Regions from separate parts of the Homo sapiens genome. Here regions 2 and 3 are each linked to region 1. A link is a loop called in an ENCODE intact Hi-C map of the cell type or tissue named here. Cell type or tissue: PC-3. All regions are shown on one strand.

What was found. A loop is a pair of places that touch in the nucleus more often than their neighbours do. Peaks named below come from ENCODE experiments on the same cell type or tissue, not always from the same donor. Only the 100,000 strongest peaks of a DNase experiment are listed, where the experiment ranks them.
Region 2: it touches region 1 in a loop (10-fold over the local background); 3 of 110 quality-filtered maps call a loop at or near these places.
Region 3: it touches region 1 in a loop (4-fold over the local background); 3 of 110 quality-filtered maps call a loop at or near these places.

What each region holds. Positions count from the first base shown.
Region 1 is chr5:34,482,921-34,490,920 of GRCh38, reverse strand. No RefSeq gene overlaps it. Among named protein-coding and RNA genes, the nearest start is that of RAI14-DT, 170 kb to the left of the region's middle. RefSeq lists enhancers at 1-7, 4,476-4,635, 6,947-7,489, 7,490-8,000. In PC-3, a CTCF peak has its summit at 4,559 (motif pointing left); DNase peaks (open chromatin) are centred at 3,380, 4,530 and 5,820; H3K4me3 peaks cover 677 bases; H3K27ac peaks cover 5,098 bases.
Region 2 is chr5:34,714,615-34,722,614 of GRCh38, reverse strand. All of the region lies in intron 2 of RAI14 (retinoic acid induced 14), which reads right to left. It overlaps LOC124900960 (a long non-coding RNA gene), which reads right to left. Exons shown (of 3, transcript XR_007058730.1): 2 at 6,394-8,000; 3 at 1,309-5,826. Among named protein-coding and RNA genes, the nearest start is that of RAI14, 62 kb to the right of the region's middle. RefSeq lists enhancers at 219-719, 720-1,220. In PC-3, no CTCF peak of the experiment used is centred here; DNase peaks (open chromatin) are centred at 4,714, 5,074, 5,424 and 6,774; H3K4me3 peaks cover 2,224 bases; H3K27ac peaks cover 5,162 bases.
Region 3 is chr5:34,748,253-34,756,252 of GRCh38, reverse strand. All of the region lies in intron 2 of RAI14 (retinoic acid induced 14), which reads right to left. Among named protein-coding and RNA genes, the nearest start is that of TTC23L, 87 kb to the left of the region's middle. In PC-3, no CTCF peak of the experiment used is centred here; no DNase peak of the experiment used is centred here; H3K27ac peaks cover 1,505 bases.

The DNA of each region.
Region 1 (8,000 bases):
TCCAGAAAGCCCAGCATAGGGCCCAGGAGGGGCCAACCCCCCCCCACCACAGCCACCACCGCCCCCCCGCCCCCGCCAACACCCCCCCGCGCCACCACTGCCCCCGCCACCCTCCCCTCCCGCCCCTGCCACCCCCGCCCCCTGCCCACCCCCGGCCAGCCGCTGTTTCCTTGCTGCTGCTTTCACCTCCGGCTCCACTCACTTGCTGATACTTTTCCCCACTTGAAATCTGAGCCCAGGCTGATGGTTGTCAAATCCCATGGGCCCAGTGCTTACAACAGGGACACAGAGAAATGGCCTTTGAAGCCTGCACTTGAATTCAGCCTTGCCTCTCGCTAACTGTGTCATGAGGAGCAAGCCACTAAATCTCACGGAAGGTGAAGTTCCCTAGTCTATAGAGGGTGACTCCTCCTGGTACCTGGTACCTGTAAGGAGGCTGCGCATCCAAACAAATCAACCCAGTCAAGGAACCACGTTTAGTAATGGGATAACTAGATGCTAATTAATTGTACCTCTTCCCCCTCACTCCAACTTACCTTATGTACCAGTAGTCAAAAAAGGACGGGCAAGAAGGGAGAGAAGGAAAGGGAAAGAAAAAAGTAGAAGACTGACAAGACCATTCCTGGGTCCTTTAAGTAGTTTCAACAACTGTAAAAATTACATAGCAATCAAAAAGACTAGAAGAAAACCTAAGATATTAAGCAGTGAAGGTTATTTGTCAGTGAGAGAAATATAATTTTTATTTTCTACTTTCATAATAAAAAATACTTTTTTAATTTTTTTTTTTTTTGAGACAGAGTTTTGCTCTTGTTGCCCAGGCTGGAGTGCAGTGGTGTGATCTCGGCTCACTGCAACCTCTGCCTCTTGAGTTCAAGTGATTATCCTGCCTCAGCCTCCCAAGTAGCTGGGATTACAGGCACCCGCCATCATGCCCAGCTAATTTTTGTATTTTTAGTAGAGACAGAGTTTCACCATGTTGGACAGGCTGGTCTCGAACTTCTGACCTCAAGTGATCTACCTGCCTCAGCCTCCCAAAGTGCTGGGATTACAGGCATGAGCCACCGTACCTGGCTTGAAAAAATACATTTTAAAGATAATCCCCTCCCCCCAATACTTCTCCCCAACTCCTCCTGTTTTGCACATGTTTAACATGTGCAATGTCACAGGGCGCCTTAGTTGGAGCATGAGGCATCCTGAGTCCTTGATGACACAGGCAGGCAGCAAAGGAGGAGGACACTCACATGGGAAAAATAAACACTGGGAAAGGGAGAGAAGCCAGACACCCAGCCCAGCAAGGAGCACAGACAAGGAGAAACCCCGGGTGGCAGACACTATTGGCTCTGGGGGATCATGAGGAGCCCAGGTAGGGCGTGAAAGGTGAGGGGATAAAGGTATCACTAGCAAGACCTGGGTGGGATGACAAGACAACAGCCAAATAGGCTGGGGCCCCAAGGGCTAATCTTAATATGGAAGTAAGGTGATGATGATAGGGAAATCGAGGCAGAAGCTCAGTTCTGTGGTTGCCAAGCACAGAAACCCTTTTACTTAAAATCTCCATGACACCCAGGGTTCTTCCCAGAACACAGAACCCAGGAGATGGGCGTGTGACATGATGTCAGGTCACACTAGGTCTGAGGCTGACATGCTGATGTTCTTTCTGCTGCTGGCCTGATAAACTCAGAACATGGGCAAGGCTGAGCCCGAGGTAGAGGACAGCAATGACCAAAACTGTGAGGAGCTGTTGATGGACAGGAGGGTGAAGATATCAAGCTTCAGAGCTGTCAGTTCCAAGGTGGAGGACTGGCTCAACAGGAAGGTCTAGTAACACAGGGTGGTGGTGGGGCGGGGGTGGCTCTGCTATCTGCACACGAGTAGGAGAAGCCAAGGAAACTCTGGGCTTTATCACAGCTTAAAAAAAAAAAAAGTCCCATAGCATAAAAATGCAAAGAATTTATCAATAGTGAAGTTCTGTGAATGATCATGAAATAAGCTTTCTTTTAAAAAGATTTTCTATAAGAGAAGAAATACATATTTATTATAAAGTTAAAAAAATAGAGAAAGGTATAAAGATGACAACAACATCACCAAAGCTCCATCATCCAGAGATAACCCACAGATAACATTTTGGTATATTTGCTTCAGTTTATGTTTTATTAAAAATAAAAAGGCATTAGTTTCTCCAAGGTGGGGCAAATAAAAAAATAAAAAGACAAAAATCAAAACATTATTGATTTTTGTTTTAGTTTCTTCTAAACTTAAATAAATTGCATATGTATTTTATAATATTTTCTGATGTCTTGAGGATGTATGTGTCAACAACATTTTTATTGGTGGCAATATATTTTATTAAATTAATATATCAAAATTTATGTAAACATTCCCTTACTGTTTGGCAGTAAATGGGCTTCATTTTTTTTGTTATAAATAATAATGAGGCAAAAATGTAAGCATTCAAACCTGCTTATGTCCCCGACAATTTCTGATGATAAATTCCTAGAAGTAGAATGACTAGATCGCTTACACATTTTCTATGATTTCTCTGCGTAGCTCAGTGACTCTATTATCTCTCCTGCTAAACTCAGTTTCTTACAAAACAAAATACAATGAAACTTTGCTAAATAAATAGACAAAAGTAGTATTGGCATACATTTATCCTATGATGGGTGATAAAATGAAGATCCAAAAGCTTTTGGCAGGCTGGAACAGCATCTCAGATGTTTCCAATGACAATTCTTAGGGATATGGTCTGGCATTTAGAGTCACCAGACCAAACGAGTGAAGTACAAGATGAAAGAGATGTGACATAACAACAGGCAAGAGGAGTCATGTGAATCAAAAAAAAAAAAAAAAAATGCTCACTATCTTTGGCCGTAATAATAAAAGTATAGAGTCCAGAACAGGAGGATGATGGTCCTGCTCTGCTCTGCGTGGTCAGAGTCACCCTCAGTACTTGGCCCCACACAGTAAAGGAAACACTAATAAATAGCCCCTGCTCAGAGGAGAGATCAGAATAACAAGAAATAACCTATGTGATCTCACTTTTCTGTATTGAGACTTGGTAGCCATGTCTATGTTATGTGACGCAGGCCCCTGCCCAGGGTTGGCTAATCCCAGGTAGGTCTTCAGAATCTCAATAGGAAGTTGAAATTGACATGAAAGTCACCAATGAGTTACGTGAATGGCAGGACTGCAGTAGGAGGACGCTGACTCCTGCTCTGAATCCCAGCAACTTCCTTCTCAGGTTGGAGATGTTTAATTCCTCTTTTGATTCTATGAGACATCTCAGGTAAAGCTCACCAGAGCCTGTTTCTGTAACTTGCAACTGAAGTATTAATAGAACTGTGCTAGTACACTACGGAAATGTTGAAACAACCATGGTGTTTATTTTGGAGGAGAAAAGACTTAGAGGGAAACATAAGAGCTGTGGGCAAATATTTGAAGGACTGGTCACCGAGAAGCCGAGTCAGGCTTGTTTCACAAGGCCTCAAATGGCAGAACTAGAAAGGTGCAGGGTCCATTGGATTTCCTCAAAGATCGGAGTTGCCTTGGGAAAGAGAGCGTTCTCAGTGCAAATGTCCACATGTTTTTGTGCAACCTCATGACGACTCTTGTAGAGGCATTCGAGCATTAAATGTTACTGCTTTCAGAGCGCTCCTCTGGTCTGGGCAACCACCCTTGTTCATCCCTTTAACTTTTATTTAAGGTACCCTTGGAAGGCCATTCCTGGGATTTGGGTGCCCCTGGGGCAATGAGGTCAAAGACATATACAGAAGGTCCACAACTGACCATGGTTTGACCTAAGATTTACGATGGTGCAGAAAAAATATGTGTTCAGTAGAAACTATACTTCAGAATTTGAACTTTGATCTTTTCCAGGGCTGGTGATAATATAGTACAATGCTCTCTCATGATGCCAGGCAGGGGTAGTGAGCAGCAGCTCCAGTCAGCAACAAAGTCATGAGGACAGACAACTGATACTGTGCTCTACAGTGTACTGTGTTCAATAAATTACACGAGATATTCAACACTTCATGATAAAATAGGCTTAGGTGTTACATGATTTCACCCAACTGTAGGCTAATGGAAGTGTTCTCAGCACGTTTGTGGTAGGCTAGGCTAAGCTATGGTGTTCAGTAGGTTAGGAGTATTAAATGCATTCTCTACTTATGATAATTTCGGCTCACGATGGGTTTACAAGACGTAGCCGCATAAGTCAAGGAACATCTGTACTCTTGGAAGTCACTCTCTTTGGAGACTTCAGGAAAATAGCAAGCAGTTGATTACATCGTTCTAAACATTCTATCATTGTTGATTAAATTAAATTCAGTACAGGATGTTTTTATACTTTAAAGATATAAGCCAAATAGTCTGTGAATTTTGGGGTGGTTTGCTTTGCCTGCTTTGATTATCTTCTGTATGTCAGGAGAGCTGACAAAATTGTTTGCCTTTCTGCCTCCGATACGTTTGCCTACTCCAACCTCCTGCATACTCTTTCTAACAGATGATTTTGTTCCCAGCGGGTCTGAATCGAATCCCAACAGAAGGAAGAGCAGCGCCACCTACTGGGCACGGATTCTCGAGCTTTTTATTCTGAGTATTTACTCCTGTTCTTGGGAGACAACCCCGTTAAAAGTCGCATCACAGAACCCAAATGACATAATCTGAGTCCCCAGTGACATTCTGGAAGAATCTGGAATAATTAAATATCCCACCATTAGTTGGATGGGGCTTCTGAGGTTTGCTTCCAAAGGGAAAGAGACTTAATAAAACAGGCTTCTCCAACAATCCATTATTCTCCAGGTTTACAAAGGCTACCCACCAGTTGGTCAGGCTTTGAGAGCATTTTGGAAGGATCCCGAGTTTTTCTGAAAAAGGAACCATATTTTCTAAAAATCTACAACCTTATTTAAAGCATCTTGAAGAAATACAAAATACAGACACAAGATGGACCAAATGTTAATGGCTTAATTTAACCCATAAGCCTTCCCAAAACTCAAAGAAGTGTTTGGATCTGGTGAGGATCTTGCTTGGCTAGGCAACCTTGCTTGCTTAGTTGTTCTTTCAGTTTAGCTAACATATGAGAGAGGAAAGTGTACAAACAGACCTCTTGTCTTGAGCAGCTGCCTGTCAGCCAGTTGATGAATTGTCTGCCATCTTCTGTTAATGTCCAGGAACTGGTAACTGAGTGGGAAACCCAGTCACTCAGGAAAGAATTGGGCTGTATCTGATACAGTATCAACTAGAATTGTTTTCAAAGCTGTAAACGAAAACAGCTGCAAGGGTAAAGTTCCTGTGCAGGGTGGCCAGGTGCAGTGGCTCATGCCTGTAATCCCAGCACTTTGGGAGGCCGAGGCAGGTGGATCACCTGAGGTCAGGAATTTGAGACCAGCCTGGCCAACATGGTGAAACCCCATCTCTACTAAAAACACACACAAAAACATTACCCAGGTATGGTGGCAGGTGCCTGTAATCCCAGCTACGTGGGAGGCTGAGGAAGGAGAATCACTTCAACCTGAGAGGTTGAATGCAGTGAGCCAGGAATGCCCCACTGCACTCTAGCCTGGGTGACAAGAGTGAAACTCCATCTCAAAAAACAAAACAAAACAAAATAAATAAATAAAAAATAAAAGTTCCTGTGCAGGGCTTGTGTACATATTTGGGTAGCTTCACTGAAGTGTCTCAAGGGCCTAAACTGCGCCTGATTCACAGGAGGACTCAATAAATATTTCTAGAGTGAATGAAGGGGTGGGGGTGGGAGGTGAGGTTGCAGGGAAAAGGCAGTGATCACAGACAGTCAGACCACAAGACACCTTAGAACAGCAGCCCCCAGCCTTTTTGGCACTAGGGACCAGTTTTGTGGAAGACAATTTGGAAGGGGTTGCGGTTGGGGAGGTTGGAGAGGTTGGGGAGGAGTGATGGTTTCAGGATGATTCAGGCACATTACATTTAGAATCAGTGGGAGCTGAGCTTGTTTTCCTGCAACTAGATGGTCCTCTCTGGGGATGATGGGAGACAGTGACAAATCATCAGGCATTAGATTCTCATAAGGAGTGCACAGCCTAGATCCCTCACGTGCACAGCTCACAATAGAGTTTGTGCTTCTATCAGAATCTGATGCCTCCACTGATCTGACAGGAGGCAGAGCTCAGGGAGTAATGTCAGCTGCCCGCCGTTCACCTCCTGCTGTGCTGCTGATTCTTAATAGGGAAGGGACCAGTACTGGTTCATGGCCCAGGGGTTGGAGACCCCTGCCTTAGACAACATGCAGCCCAGTGGATTTCAAAGAGTGCTCTGTGAACACCAGGGCTCCACAGAGGGGCTTGGATGGCTGTTCAAATGTTTTATTCCAATGTCATTAAAAATACATTTTAGCCTGTGATAAAAAGTGCTATTAAAATGCATATTCAAATTTACTGACACACCCAAATGCATTACTATATGCTGCCTGATTAGCTAGGTTTTTTTTGGATTCATTTTGGTTTTGATGACCTCAGATTCAAACCTGTTCTGCTCTAGTTAATGAGTGCCCTTATTTGGCAAGGCAATCACTGAAAAAATAGAAAGAGAGAGAGAGAGGAAGGAAGGCTTTGCAAACACCCTTTTGGATCAATCAGGATATTTTGTGATACATGACAACTAAAATAAGATACACAAACAGCCTTGTTTCATTATTTTATAATCCAATATGTATTTGAGGTTGTTTATATATATAAACATATATTTTATATTTACATCTGCTTTTTAATATTAAAGTTCTGGGGAAAAATTGGGTGTTGCTAACAAATAATTATAAAGCCACCCCTTTCAAACTCCTCATTTTGCAGAAGAGGAAACTAAGTCAAAGAGCCATGATGAACTCCCTTGACCTCTCAGGATGGATTACTAGCAAACCCCAGAACTTGAACCTAAGTTTTAGTTCTTTCTAAATTGCAAATTGTCCTAATGTTTGTTGTTGTTATTAAATATAGTTTAGTTTTGGATGAGACCTCTTGTTGGCAAATGAATTCAGTTCTCTAATGTGAATTTCCTTTTGTTTGGGGGCATGAAAAATGTTAGCAAACAGCCTTCATGTAACATTAAATGTCTTTTTGAATTAACCTGTAGCATCTTAAAGGACAATGATTATGAATACAAAACTACTGACTCATCGTATAGCCACGAAAGAGTTTACAGCTGCAACAAAATCACAGGTCTATTGTCTGGCTTCTGAGACCCCGCAGAGAGAAGGGAGGCAAGCGCTCTCCACCAGCTGTTGAGCTGAAAGCCCTTTTGTGCTTTCTGAGTTGAATCACAGTAGTTTGTGTTTTTGTTTTCTGGTCATGTGATTTTTGAAAGACACCGCAAAAACATGTTTCTAACCCTCTCCCACCAAAAATTGCACCCTGACCCCCCACTTCAGGCAGTGAGTAGGCAAGACAAGGTGGAGGTGTAGAGATCTGGACTCTTCCAGCAGCCTTTCTGTCATCAAGTGGGGCTTGAAACAGGTGATCTAACATGGCTTTGCAGAAATGGTGTAAGTTGATTTCAGAAAGCCTGTATGAGTCCTGTTAGAACCCAAATGGGCTGTGACGGCAGAGTTTCTGCAGGGACAGAATGTGTGTTTCTAATTGGAAGGTGCAGCAAGTTGGAATTCCCTTTGTGTTCTGCCCCTGTGTATGTCATGTGTTGTCACTGTGGCTGGGTGCTATGGACTGAATGTTTGCATCTCCTTGAAATTCACATGTTGAAGTCCTAACCCCCAGTGGGACAGTATAAGAAGGCGGGACCTTTGGGAGATAATTAGGTCTCATGGGTGGGGCCCTCATGATGGGATTAGTGACCCAATAAAAGGAACTTCAGCAAGCTCTCTTTCCACAATGTGGGGACACAACCAGAAGAAGACATTCGCAACCCAGAAGAGGGTCTTCACCAGGGCCCAAACTGGCTGACACCCTGAACTTAGACTTCTAATCTTCAGAACTGTGAGGAGTAAATTTCTGTTATTTGCAAGTCCCCAGGCT
Region 2 (8,000 bases), 230 kb before region 1:
CTCAGCCTCCCAAAGTGCTGGGATTACAGGCATGAGCCATCACGCCTGGCAGAGATTAAGTTTGTATTTCTCTGCTTGTCACCACATCACACAACAATGCTTTACAAATTTTCACTAAAACCGGAGGGGATGTTAGTCTTCTAGAGCTGCCATTACAAAATCCCACAGACTGGAGGCTGGAAATCCAAGATCAAAGTGTCACCCAGCAGGCTGATGTCTCCTGGGACCTCTTGCCTTGGCTTGCAGACAGCTGCTCACTGTGTCACCACATGGACTTTTCTCTGTGCATGTACATCCCTTGTGTGTGTCTCTTCATGAGTCCAAATTTTCTCCTTGTATAAGGATACTAGTCATACTAGATTAGGGCCCACCCTAAAGGCCTCATGTTAACTTTATGTCCAAATACAGTGACAGTCTGAGGAACTGGGGGTTTGGATTTCAACATATCACTTTGGGGGTGGGCGGGGCCACAACTCAGCTCATAACAAAGGGTCTATCTGAAAAGATCTACATATAGACTACATGGCATACATAAAACTCACTTTCAGGGCGAGACACCAAAAGAACAGCTCTCTTCTAGAGCAGTTAAAAGTGTCCAGCCAAGGCCAGGCACAGTGGCTCACGCCTGTAATAATCCCAGCACTCTGGGAGGCCGAGGTGGGTGGATTACCTGAGGTCAGGAGTTCAAGACCAGCCTGGCCAACATGGTGAAACCCTGGCTCTACTAAAACTACAAAACAGCTGGGCGTGGTGGCACGCACCTGTAAGCCCAGCTACTTGGGAGGCTGAGTCAGGAGAACCGCTTGAACCCAGGAAGCAGAGGCTGCAGTGAGCATAGATTCCATCACTGCATTCCAGCCTGGGTGACAGGGCAAGGCTCCACCTCAAAAAAAAAAGTGTCCGTTCAAGAAAAACACGAACTTATATTTAGAGACCAGTTGGCAGAGAAAATAAGAAATCATTTAAAATAAAAGCCCTAAGTCCAAGCCATAAAGGCAGACACGGAATTGCTGGCATTGATTTGCCACATGAACAATATCTTGTGTATTGCTCAATCTAGAAAGCAGCAGAGGTTTACTTTTTTGAGCCTGGCTAATGATTTTCCCTGCAATCTAGATGGTCATAATACATTTAGTTGCTACATCCCTCTTGAGCTCTGGACTAGGCATGATGTGAGATCCTTGTATTATTTTTAACATATGTACATATTTTACATATCTACATATTTATGTACATAAATATATGTACATATTTTATATGTATGTATACAATATACATACATACACATCTATATATATATATATATATATATATATATATATACACATCTACATCTACATACATACACACACATATCTATATAAACAACATAGTTTTGATCACAAGGCATTCAGAGTCCAGATACCAGAAGCAATATCTATGGACAACAACGGGAGGCCGAAGACCTTACAGAAGACAGGGAAGGAAAAAAAGGCAATGGGAAGAAAGAGACTTAAGAGAGGAGAAGGAAGAAGGGGAAATATAAGAAATAGGGGAAGAGAACCCATGTGGGAAGGCAGGTCTTTGTTCCTCCCCTCTCTGTGGGCTGTCATGGAGTCCCACCTCTGACTAATAATAGCAACAACAACAAAAATTACAGTGCACTCCTGTAATTCCAGCTACTCCGGAGGCTGAGCGCGGAGGATTACTTGAGCCCAGGAGTTTGTGGCCAGCCTGGGCAACATAGTGAGAACTAGCTCTAATAAGTAAAAAAAGTAAAAAATAAAAGCCAGAACTTTACATGTGAATAGCACATGCAGATTTCCAAAAACTTTTCACCTCTGTTATCCCTCACATACTCCAAACAGCCCAGTGAGACCTCATGAAAGCGCTATTACTTTTATTAGTCAAGTAGAAAAAAAAATCTGCCGGGCGCGGTGGCTCACGCCTGTAATCCCAGCACTTTGGGAGGCCGAGGTGGGCAGATCACAAAGTCAGGAGATCGAGACCACCCTGGCTAACACGGTGAAACCCCATCTCTACTAAAAATACAAAAAATTAGCTGGGCGTGGTGGCGGGCGCCTATAGTCCCAGCTACTCGGGAGGCTGAGGCAGGAGAATGGCATGAACCCGGGAGGTGGAGCTTCCAGTGAGCCGAGATTGCGCCACTGCACTCCAGCCTGGGCGACAGAGCGAGACTCCATCTCAAAAAAAAAAAAAAAAAAAAAAAAAAATCTGAGACAGGGTCATAGAATGACTTTCAGAGTCTGGAAGCGATTGAACATTTTATAGACTAACTTGACTCCATATAAATGATAAACAACCCATCATCCTCCCTTAAATTTTTGGTTTACACATAATCAAACTATATGATACATATACATTTTTAAAATTATGTGTCCATTCTTTTTCTGCGAAACTTCTTTTTGGTTTAACACTTTGTGAGCTAATCGTTTGTTTAGCTTTAAGTATATCTCACTTGCAAATAAGCTCTGAGAAGAAATAAATATTTACTGGGGAAAGTAACTGTCATAATATCATAAGGAAGAATTCTCATTCCTAACTAGAGGCCAATTCTTCTCCTTCTAAGGTAGCTTTCCAAACACTACAACTTTTTCTATAATTATTTAAATTTTTTTTTAAATCTTAGGAAGACAATGTAATTGGTGAACTTTTAGTAATGGAGACAAAGTGGGGTACAGGTAATATGGCTCTTGTCCAGAAATAAAATCAGGTTAGGGCTGATTTTAAGACTTTATTTTAAAGAGTTACCACAAAAAATATCTTTGAATTGGAAAGAAAGTCAGCCCTTGGCTTCGCTGGTGCGTCTTACACCTTGATATTACCACCTAGCATATAGCGCAGAGTTCAGTTACTGACATGCCATTGACCAGACATCTAAAAGCCAGCTTTTAGATGAAAACCCAGGCTCCAGTTCAAAGCTAGAAGGTGACACGTGCCCTGGGACAGAGTTCAGATACTATATTTCAGGTCTTTGTGTTAAGGTCTTAGCTTTTAGTCCAGCGTGCAACCACGGTAACTCAGGGAAGAGCAGTGCAAGGACATTCAAGGAGTCCCTTTCTATAAATTTACAAACTGCTCACATACCGTGGCAGAGATTTTCCACAAAGGGTGCGGTAAGATTTCTGTTCCCATATACTCTCCAGAACCACCTTGCATCAAGAGGCATAATCTATTTCTCCTCCCTTTGAATATGAGCGGGATGTTGTGACAATCTCAATGGATGGAAGGTGGCAGAAGCGATGCTGTATGATTTCCAAGGCTAGACCATGACAGGGGATGGATGAGGTTTCCGTTTAGCTCTCTCAGGATGTTTCCTTTTGGAACCCAGCCACCATGCTGTGAGAAAGCCAGGGCCAATGGGGCACCAGCGTTCTGGCCAAAAGCCTCAGTTAAGGTCTTAGGTGACAGCCAGCATTATCCGTCAGATGCTGAGGGAATGAGCCACCAGGTAATTAGCCCCCATCCTTTCAGTCTGCCCAGCTGAAGTTCCACAACACGGATCAGAGACGAGCTGTCCCTGTTGTACCCTGTCCAGAGAATTGGTGAGTGTAATAAAGATTTGTTTTACGCCACTAAAAGTAGTAGTCATTTGTCAAATAGCTCTACTAACTAGAACATACAGTACCGGCTAAATGAATGCTCAGAGGCAGAAAGAATTAACTTATTGATTTTCATCTTGTGCATTACTGGTCTTGAATCTGTCCTGGAGGTGGGGAGAGTAGGCAAGAAGTGGGGAAAAAATTTTAAGTGCCACCTTTCCTGCGCAGGCACTATTCATGGTACAACAAAACTTCAATTCCTCCAAAACCCCTAGGAGGTTAAGTCTTCATAGGAACTGATCTCCATTTTAAAGACGAGGAAGCTGGGGCACAGCAAGGTTTAGTAACTTACCCAAGATCATACAGGATGTGGTAGAGTTGAAATTTGATCCCCTCTCTGCCTGACCCAAAATTCACAATCTTTTGATTCTCCCAGTAGATCCCAACCTGGGGGCTTTGGCCCTGAACTGAGAACGGGGGAGGGCAGAGGAGGGTCCTCAGTTTGGTGGGGACGAGAAAAGATCCTGAATCCCTGAGCACCATTGTGTGTAATATGCTACATACACACAGTTTTCAAATATAGTAAGTTCCATGATAATTGTAATTCAAATCCACTTAATACATTTTGATCTCACCATTATGTGTCTTCTCAACCAACAGATAACAGAACAGCTAAAAGTTCTTAAAGATCTGTGAACTCTGTGTATGTTAGAACAGGTTTCTCATGTTTAAAAATGTTGAGAACCACTAACCACGTACCTTATGGTGTGTAAATTAACATTCATGCCTGATCAGTTGGACAACTGTGTTACCACAAGAAAACACAAGAGTTGTAAATCACCAAATTCATCTGCATTTATTTACTGAAGGTGGTTACCACGTGTTCTCTCTTAAATAATGGGCAGCCACAATTCACTAATTTGCTAGCTGTTGTTCCCATCGGGCACTGGCCAGCATTCCGTCCTGAGGAAATGATGATATACTGTGCCTTCCCATTTTCCACACCCTGCAGCCAGTGACAGTGATTGTGGTCAAAAGAGAATGAGCTTTTCTCCATCCTCTCCTTGCCTTGCCTCTGTCCTTTAGGATGTCCTACTGAGTAAACATTCTGCTTCCCTCTGAAAAAGAAGCTTAAGAGCAGGGTTGGAAGGATGTGGTGGTGACAGGCTTGGGAACAACTTCATTACCCATGAGGAATGTAGAGCAAGTTCACTGCCCTCCCTGAGAAACAGGAGCCGGATCTGTGCTCATGAGGAAAGAATGCCAGTACTTAAAGCCTTCTTCTGACAAAAGACCAACAACTTCAGCAGAGTTCTTTGCCCTCACATTCACAGGGGATGTGGAGCAAAAGACACAGAGCCACCCCTCAGCCAGCAAAAGACGGGCATGGGTGGGGTGACTGGGATTTGCACTCTCTTCCCACATCTGTCTTCTTCAGTTGCAGTAATCAGAATTCACATCCTTAAGGAGGCCTTGCTCAGGGACTACACGTCTTACCTTGTAACCATCCCTACCCCTGCTCTCTTGCTGTCCTTAAGCTCTTGAATCACTGCATTCCACAAGGATTCCCCCCCGCCCAAAATGGGCAAGTTAAAGGAGGGGAATTACAACATCCTAATGAAGTCGGTTAGGGTCAAACAACTAAGATATTCCGCCTCATAAAACTGCATTGTATTAAAATTGCATCCATATTTTTAAGCCTATATTTCTATATACCAAAACCCATGATTTCTACTTGTAAGCTGTTCAGCTCTGGTTAAATGAGGAAAGAAGAAATTAAGAAGTGTGCTTTTCAAAATCTTGATTCTTATTATCATTAACTTTAGCATGCCAACAATTCAAAGACTTTTTTGCGGTAACTCTTTAAAATAAATAGTCTTAAAATGAACCACAATTAGTCACAGTATAAGTCATAAATGAAAGAAATGCATGTGTTTTATCCTACTAAATGCACAACTAAAATCCATTACACACAAACACACACACATGCGCACATACACATACATAATGCTGAATATATAAACATACAAGTTAAGATTTATATACTGGCCACCAGCAGTGAGAGAACATTTCTCCTGACCATAATAAAGAAGCAGCATTTCACCTATTACAAAAAATACATTGTGAGGGGGATGAGGCTGCAGCCTGCAGGATCCTCCATCAATCTCCACTAAAATCTTGAAAATCTACCAACCACAGTGGAAGGCAGAAGAGGAAGAAAACTCTTCTCCATGGATTTCTGGCCTAACCAGGGTCTCTCCCTTTCCTCTCAAAGAAGAAAGACCTAGAAAGCAGGAGAAAAGAGTGAAAAGATAAGAAACGTGCGAGAGAAGACATTTTGAGAAATTAACCCAAAACTTGACCGGGCGCAGTGGCTCACACCTGTAATCCCAACACTTTGGGAGGCTGAGGTGGGTGAATCGCTTGAGGTCATAAGTTCAAGACCAACCTGACCAACATGGCGAAACCCTGTCTCTACTAAAAATACAAAAATTAACCAGGCATGGTGGCACGCACCTGTAGGCTCAGCTACTTGGGAGGCCGTGGCAGGAGAATCACTTGAACCCAGGAGGTGGAGGTTTCAGTGAGCCGAGATTGCACCACTGCACTCCAGCCTGGGCAACAAAAGCGAGACTCTGTCTCAATTAAAAAAAAAAAAAATTAACCCAAAACTTGTAATTAGCTACCCACATGACAAAAGCTACTGACCACTCCTGACTTTCCTCAGCATCTTTTCTGGATGGAGGCAGATCAGCTGACCCAGGAGGTACAGGGGAATAGCCCAAAGGGAACTGTCACAGCCAGGGAGCCTCAGCCTCACCTAGATTATCATGTACAAATTTCCACTCACCTCAAAAGATGTAGGCATGTAAATCCACCTATACTTGTCCTTTGAAATCTGTGCATTTTTTATAATACCGAATATTTGCCTATTTGCCTTGTCTTTTGCCACAAATAACTGCAGATGTATGTTATCAGGCATTTCCAATGTTAGAGTTCTTTACAGATTTCAAATTCCTAGAGGACAGGAAATATGGTTGTTTTTCTTGCACTGTACTGTAACTACCCACATATTGCATACAAATACATAAATTCCTGCCAGGAAATGCTTTTTCTTTTTTTAAAAAAGCCTCATTTCCTTTAAAGTGTCCAGTATTGTAAGAATTTTGGGAAGACTGATGATTACATCTTTATAACTGAGGTTAACTGTGATTCACTCATTCACTCATTCATTCGACAGTTTTACTGACCACCTCTTATGTGCCAGGCTGGAGAATGAGCAGTGAAATCCCCAGAGCCTAAGTCCTGATAGGGTACTGCTCTAGGGAGAAGACAGTTCACAAACAAATACATCATGAACAAACAGGTAACACATGAAGGGTGAGAAGTATTTAAAAAGTTAAAATGAAAGAATAGGAAGCCAGAAGAATGTGTGATTTTACTCGAGGGGTGGGAGGTGTCAGGAAAAGACTTTTTAGGTAGCAACTGTGCAGAGACCAGGCAAAGAGCCTTTTGGGGCAGGGAACACCAAGTCAAAGCGAGACAGGAATAATACAGAGTGGTTCAGGAGAACAGAAAATTCCAGGCAGGAGTTTCACATGACTAGTAAAAAGAAACTGTTGAAATTACCTGCAGAAGCTAGGGACTGATAAGACCCTGAAATACTGGGGCGTGGACCAAGCTGGCTAAGACCAACTGGACCCAAAATGATGCTGGATCTGACCTAGGTTCCTCTTAGAACCTCATTATGCACTCATTAGCATACTTAATCAACTCCCCCACGAGTGCCATGATAGTTTCAGGAACACCCACATTTGGTATAAAAACGGTGACACCACAGTTCCAAGAAATCTCCACCACCTTCCAGGAATTTTCATGAATATTCCCCACCTTGGTGAATGAAGCCCATAAAGGTAGCAGCCCCAAACCCCCTCACACGCACAACTCTCCTGAGTATGCCCACGCTCCCCTTGCCCCTTGAGGGTGTACTTTTCCCTTTGCAATAAATCTCCATACTTCTACAATTTTCTGACTCATGAATTCCTTCTTGGGATGGTGTCAAGCACCTGGACACCAGGTGAGGTTGAGATCCCACCAGCATTTGGACCTCCTCTAGCCCACCATATCAAAAGGCCCTGAAGCTGAGGTGGGCAGGTAGACCGAGGAACTGCAAGTGAGGTTCCCTTCCCTTGTCCACTTTGATGGCTAGAGTCATTGATCCTTCCAGCATAGCTGTTTTCAAGGTTGGGCTACTGCAATGCTAATCTTAATAGAATCAGCAGACCAACAAGTTCCTTAGCAGAGAGGTGGACAGAAACAGTAAATAAAAAACAGAATCCTGGGGCTAAAACTTTTTGACAATGCAACGAAGGTATTGGGAAACAGTATGCTTCATGTTAAATATTCCTGCTGATATTTTATTCCACAAAACAGGGTTAATTATTATTATATGCCATT
Region 3 (8,000 bases), 270 kb before region 1:
CCACGGCCCCGGGAGTATGTTCCCAATCTCTGTACTGATGGAAATGAGGAAACCCAACAAGTCTTTGTCCATCAGATGTCTCAGTCACCCTCCCAACCCTAGCCCATATGTAGGGCCTTAAGCCAGGGAGGGATAAAAGAGATGTGTTCAGAATTTGCATCTCTGAACGTCTCAGGACTGAACCATTCCCAGTTTTTAGGACTCTGTCCTCCCCCACCAACACTGAGTGCAGGTGCACAGTAGGAATGAAGCAGGTTTGAACAAAAATCAGCAGCTTGTTCTCTGGGCTGCGTGAACTTGAAGTCCAGAACTCCAGACTGACACTTACATGTTGTGTGACCTGAAGTCACCCATAATCTTTCTGTGCCTCAGTTTCCCCAGGCTTTGGACTGGATGTCCACTGTGATTCCACCAAAGCTCAAAATTCTTATTATATAAAATTCCCCAAACTCTGCTAGGGATTACTCTAGAACAGGACTGTCTGCCGTCATGGAAATGTTCTTTATCTGGGCTTTCAAATACTATAGCCACAAAGCCAGTGATTCTTAACCAGGATTTGTTTTGCCCCTGTGGGGTCATTTGGCAATCTCTGGAAACATTTTGGTTGTTATGTCTATAGAGTGCTACTGGCATTGAGTAGGTAGAGACCAGGTGTGCTGCTGAAAGTCCTACAATGCACAAATGCATGAGACAGTCCTCCTACCCCCACCAAGAATAATCTGGCCCAAAATGTCAATACTGCATGAGCCACTTGTGGCTACTGAGCACTGGAAATGTGGCTAGTGCTACTGAAGAAGTGAATTTTTAACCTCGAGACTTCACGTGACGTTAGCCAGAGGCCACCATGTAGACCAGTGCAGCTCTCCTTGATGACTCTCCTCATAGGTTTAACAAAGTAAGAATGTGTCTGGACCAACATCAGCCACGCTCCTACTACAGCAATTTACTCACAAAGAAATGAGATTTTTGTCTTTAGTTACCAATCAAGCTTCCTGTTGAAGGGAAACATAAGAAATATGGCGTTCCTCACACCATCATTTGTTAGTAGAATAGAAAGCGTAACTTAACAACTGTACAAACAACTACAGCAAATGATCAAGCCCCAAGAAACACAGTGCAGCTTATTCCCCCAGAGTGCACTTTACAAGCAAAGAAAAAAGGGAAGAACATTTAGGACCAATGATCCCTACCTATAGAATCCTAAAAGAGAAAAGTATTGTTTTTCCAAATCCTTTTCTAACCTAAACTGAACAAATTAAAACTGGACTGGGAAGATCAAAAGGATATGATCAAATCTCAGAGGACAGGACTGAAAGTATTCAAGCAAAGGAACGGCCGCATGAAAGGATTTTCCTTTTCAACGTTGCTAAGGCACTCTACTCTTAGGTAGAGAAAAATCTGATTGCAGGGGTTCCCTAAAATTCGTTCCACATGGATCTTTAAGGGAGTTCAGTTTCTATAAGACATGGCAGGAGAGATCTTCCCTATCCTGCTCTTTGGAAGACAAGGTCAATGCAACATTCCTAGTGGTCTGAAATGCCTCTCTTCTATCTAGAGCCTCTTTTCAGTGCAGGCCAGAATTTACTTTTCTCTTGGAGCAGATGAAGAGAACATGGCTACACAAGCAAATCTTCAATAAATAATCCACAACACCATTCAAGAAGTGCTGCAGATGGGGTTCACAGTAAGCAGAGCTAGGTTGGGAAAAGAGGAGGGAAGGTAAGAGCCTGGGCGTGGTAGCTCATAACTGTAATCCCAGCTACTGGGGAGGCCAAAGCAGAAGGATTGCTTGAGTTCGAGACCACTCTGGGCAACACAGTGAGACGCCATCTCTAAAAATAAAAAATTTTAAGAAGAGTTTTGCTCTTAAAATTCTCACAAGCATGCTAAAACTAGAGGCCAAGTAGGGTCCCAATTAGACGTCTGATCCAGGAATCTGGATTCTGATCAAATAGCAGAGTTGTCTAGTCCTGGGCCAGGCCACTAATCATACTTGCAATTAGCTCTGATATGCACAACTGGCCATATCATGCTCCTTCCAGAAGCACAGTGATAAAGAGGCCATCAGTTTTCCTTCCTAAACTTGCCCACGGAGATATTTCCTACATCCTCTCATCCTCTCCTATAAAACTATTCTATCCAGTGCCATACTCTTTTTTTTTTCTTTCTTTTGAGATGGAGTCTCACCTTGTTGCCCAGCCTGGAGTGCAGTGGCACGATCTTGGCTCACTGCAACCTCTGCCTCCTGGGTTCAAGCGACTCTCCTGCCCCAGCCTCCTGGGTAGCTGGGATTACAGGCATCTGCCACCATGCCTGGCTAATTTTTTTTTTTTTTTTTTTGAGATAGAGTCTCGCTCTGTCACCAGGCTGGAGTGCAGTGGTGCAATCTCAGCTCACTGCAACCTCCGCTTCCTGGGTTCAAGCGATTTTCCTGCCTCAGCCTCCCGAGTAGCTGGGACTACAGGCACATGCCACCACGCCCAGCTAATTTTTGTATTTTTAGTAGAGGTGGGGTTTCACCATGTTAGCCAGGATGGTCTTGAGCGCTTGACCTCGTGATCTGCCCACCGTGGCCTCCCAAAGTGCTGGGATTATAGGTGTGACTCACAATACCTGGCCCAATTTTTGTATTTTCAGTAGAGATGGGGTTTCACCACATTGGCCAGGCTGGTCTTGAACTCCTGACCTCAAGTGATCCTCCCACCTTGGCCTCCCAAAGTGCTGGGATTACAGGCGTGTGAGCCACCGTGCCTGGCTCCAGTGCCATTTTCTATACCAAAATTCCCATAGCCAATCACAACATGAGACAAAACAGATGTTCAATAAGCACTTTGAGTCATTCTTTGGAATCCAGAAGCAAATCCTCTCCCCTACCCCCACCCCCAAGCATCAAAAAAAATCTCAAAAAGTCACTTTGGTCAATCTACTGTCCAAAAGTAGAGCTGGTCAAATAAATAGGTAAAGTTTGAAATTTTATCATAACATCCCAAAGTAATTCATTCATACTCTAGAATCAAAGAAGGCTTTTGGAGACCACCATCAAACTAACAAAATTACCTCTCACCACTTTCCATGAAAATCCTCTCCTCTAACTAGCATGCCCTCCATAGGACAGGACTGATTCTGCCTCCACCCTGGGCTTCTGGTCCTCTTATAGTTTTCAACTCTATGAAAGCTGTATAGTTTATCGGTTAACCTCACATGTTAAAAAAATAAAATAGAAAACATCAGATGTACCACCTTTAATAAAGTTAAATGTCTTATGAAGCTTTTATTTATTACATGTATGTGTATCCTGACTGATATAAAATACATTTCTGGACTGGGCACGGTGGCTCGTGCCTGTGATCCCAGCTACTTGGGATTCTGAGGCAGGAGAATCGTTTGAACCCGGGAGGTGGAGGTTGCAGTGAACCGAGATTGCACCACCGCACTCCAACCTGGGCGACAACCCAAGACCTTGTCTCAAAAAAAAAGAAAAGATACATATATATATATATATACACACACACACACACACACACACACACACACACACACACACACACATATATGTAAGAAATATAGATATTTCTTACTGGAGGATCACAAGAAAAAACACTGGCAGCCACTGCTTCAGAATGCTCTGTCACCCCATCTGCCTAAGCAAAGGCGTATTTCGAAAGCCTAGCTCAAGCCCCGCGGGCCCTCTCCACCCTTTCCTGGTGGCCTCTCTCTGTTTCTCTACTCCATTGCGTCCCTGGGGGCCATCCACTCGCTCATCTCAACCGAAGCCCACAGTCTAGACTTGATGAAATATCGCATCCTGGTTTTTGTTCGAGAGCTTACGGTTTTTCTCCTGTGTTTAGCTCCCTGAAGGCCCTGAGAACAGTCTTCATTTCTTACCCCCATGGTGCTCAGTATTTGCTGCTGATTTTAGCAGGAGGTTGATTGGCCTAAATCACTCTCGACTTAGCAAATATTTGTTTTTTCATTTACAAAAGTTTCATTCTTTTGCAAACAACTATTAAATCGTGTTTCAGGTTTTTTTATAGGCTAAATAAATCCAACTCCCTTAACTTTTTTAAAAGGCCAATTTTCCAAGATTTTAATCATGCAAATACTTTCTTCAAATCTCTTCCCAACTAAGGAGCCCAGCCTTATAAATTCAATCAGGGTGAACGCGATGTCTCCCAGTCACAAGAATCACCTGGGTGCTTGTTAAATCTGCAGACTCCCAAGCCCCATCTAGCAGACTCTGACCCCAGGAGTCTGGGGTGGAGCCCTGGAATCACTTAGGTTCAACGAGTGCATCCTTTGATTTTTATTGCTAACTTGAGGACAACTGGAACCTATGTTAAGACTAACAGGAGAATTCACTTGAAAGAATTTTCTTCTTCCACAAGGCATTAAGGAAGCAGGCCTGTGAAGAGAAGAATTCTTCACTATTTTCTTGTAGAACTAGGTATTTTGTTTCCCATAAAAGCTGAGTAAATATTGGTCTTTCCCCAACCTGTGTATAAGACATGCATTAGAATGTCAACGAAAGCATCGCTCATAACAGGCAAGAATTACAAATAACCCAAATTTCCAATAACAAACGACGGATAAATTATCACGTCGTCAAGCAACAGAATAACACACAGCAATGAAAATGAACAAACTACAACTAGGTACAACAGCACAGATGGGTATTAAAAACAGTACTGTTGAAAGAAGCAAGACACACACAAGAAAACCCACAATAGTATGACTGCATGCACATAAAGATAGAAACAGGAAACATGGAACCATAGTGTTTAGGGATGTATATACAGATGATAAAATTATAGCCTGGGTGAGGTGGCTCACACCTGTAATCCCAACACTTTGGGAGGCCGAGGTGGGCAGATCACTTGAGGTCAGGAGTTCGAGACCAGCCTGACCAACATGGTGAAACCCCCGTCTCTACTAAAAGTACAAAAAAATTAGCCAGGCATGGCGGGCACCTATAATCCCAGCTTCTCGGGAGGCTGAGGCAGGAGAATCGCTTGAACCCAGGAGGCAGAGGTTGCAGTAAGCACTCCAGCCTGGGCGACAAGAGGGAGACTCCATCTCAAATTAAAAAAAAAAAAAAAAATTATGGCCGGGCGCGGTGGCTCACACCTGTAATGCCAGCACTTTGGGAGGCTAAGGCAGGCGGATCACCTGAGTTCGGGAGTTCGAGACCAGCCTGACCAACATGGAGAAACCCTGTCTCTACTAAAAATCCAAAATGAGCCAGGCATGGTGGCGTAGCCTGTAATCCCCGCTACTCGGGATGCTGAGGCAGGAGAATCACTTGAACCTGGGAGGCAAAGGTTGTGGTGAGCTGAGATCGCACCATTGCACTCCAGCCTGGGCGACAAGAGCAAAACTCCACCTCAAAAAAAAAAAAAAAAAAAAATGATAAAGCAAAGTAAGGATAAGGTCAGTATAAAAGTAAGGGTCATGATTAGGGGTGAAGGTGTGGCATCCTATCAGGAAGGGACACCCGGGGCCATTCTGGGACTTGCTCTGTTTTAGGGTCTGATTAGCAGCTCCTCAGATGCTCACTTTATAACTACTTGTTAGAACGTACATGGTTTTGTGTACTTTTCTCCATATGTGATTTATTTCTTTTATTTCCTTCTCCTTCCCTCACCATCCCCCTTGAGGCATACAAAACACATACACACAGAATTTAGAAAGAAGTCCTGTGCTTCAGTTTTTGGTCAACACCAGGTCAAACGCCTTCGAACGGTTCAGTCTCACTTGCTGTTTCCTCGTCGCTTAAAAAAAAAGGCAGAGTGGCGCCAAAATCTGGTTCTTAATCTTCTGGAGGCCTCATGGACCCCCTGGAGAATCTGGTACAGTTACAGACATTCCTCAGAATAATGCACATCCACACAAAAACTTGCATATGATTTCTGGCCTAAATATCTACCCCCACCCAGCCCACTCCTAAGCCCAAGTTTAAAATTCCTGGTGTAGAAAAGAAGAGACAGACTTCAGAGTTCGGTGCTATTGAGTTGAAATTCCAGTTCCATCACTTCTAGGTGGTCATCCGTGTCCCTGGGCCTCCCTGTCCTTATCTATAAATGGCAGGAAATCCCCCCTACTTGTAAATTATCCTGAGAATCAGATGCAGCATACATAAACAGCCAGGCACATACTAGGTACCTAAAATGGTGATTCTTCTGGAATTTGATGAGCTGCACTGTTCCTTCTTGACTAATGTTCTATGAATATTTTAATATTTACAATTTAGGACTGATAGTCCAATACCCTTTTAGAGGCTGATAACAGCTTAATGCAAATTTTCTACTATGCTCCTTCAAAATCATATTTTAAAGGGCTCTAGAGAAACATTCACAGACATGAAATTAATGATTTTATTGAATATGGCTCACTTTTCCAAGAGACTGTTTAAACAGACACGATTTCAACAGAGAACATTAAGCCATACTTGCAAGTTCAGGAAGCCATATGTTATGCTGCAGAGACATGTGTAATGTGTCAGCTATGAAGGGCGGCATGTGGGAAAGAGCCCTTACCCTCAATATGGGCTCCAAACATTCCTGCTAATATATCACAAATGATATTGGCTGGCCGGTAAGTTTCCTATTCATCAAATCATTTCCAAATGACACTGACTTACTTAAAGGTTTTCTCTTGAAGCTTGGCCTTTTTGAAGCCTTGCCTGCCTCCATCTAGAATAGCAAACATCATGTCAACCGGGTGATGAACGCTGGGGATTTGGCAACCGGCAGTGTCTGCCCTTGGCCAGACATGGCATCACCTTCTTTTATTTTGGTTTAATCATTGGGACCTGAAAAACCAGTGGAACTCAGTGGTCACAGACATCTGGCTAGTCAAGAGGTTCTGAGTTTTCAAACATATCAACTCAATCAAAATAATCCAGTGGCACAGAATAAGCCAGGAAGAGAGTTTCTTTGACTTTCTTGAGAAAAGATGCCAAAACCCTAACCATCACCAATTAGAATGCTCTTGTTCTGTGCCTCTGCTCGGGCAGCCATCTGGAGGAATCTATCTGAGATTATCTTGAGAAAAGCTGCATTTCTTGCTCCAGTTTTCGGTGAGGAGACTGTTTTGCCAATATAATCAGCAAGTCTAAGACGAAAGACAAAGTAAACTGTTTTCACTGGGAAGGTTTCAGATTCACATTGTCCAGGAAAAAATCTTGCGCACACCTCATCATTTTAAGAAAGGGTACAAGGAACAGGCAAGCTTCAGTCTCAAATAATATTTTCCCCAGTTGACTATATCCACCAGTACTTACGGATATGTATCTACTAGGTGCAGGGTAATAAAGAAGATTCTATAGCTGTTACACAGATAAGTGAGATCTAATCCCTATCATTCATTCACTTATTCAACAAATAAGTGTGTTTTACATGCAGTATAGCCTTTCCCAAATTTTCTTTTTTTTTTTTTAATTTTTATTTTTTTAATTTGTAGAGACGGAGTCTCCCTAGGTTGCCCAGGCTGATCTTGAACTCCTGAGCTCAAGGGATCCTCCCACCTCAGCCTTCCAAAGGGCTGGATTATAGGCATGAGGCTCCCAAATTTTCTATATAGTTGCAGAGATCAAATACGGTAATACCAGAAATACGCCAACAATGCAAAATAGGATATTAGAAGTGGCAAAGTGAGCAAAATGGTGAATTGACACACTAGCAAGGAAAGACAACTCTCAGCTGGGCAAGCAGGGAGTTTCCTGACTGGATTGTGAACCAGTCCTTGCAAGAAGTAATATTTAAATTAAAGGAGAGAAGAAAAGACACAAGGATTGAAACATACAGGATGTATTTAGTAGAGAGCATAAACAACAAGTTGATACAAGTGAAACCTTACAACCAGAAAATTACCAATACAACACGGCAAGCACCTAACCAGCAGTTTCATAAAAGAGTGTTCCAGATAATGTTCGTTACTTCAGACCAATACCTGATGAGTTTATCTAAAATGTCTTTTCCCTTTACTTACATTTTTGCTTAAGA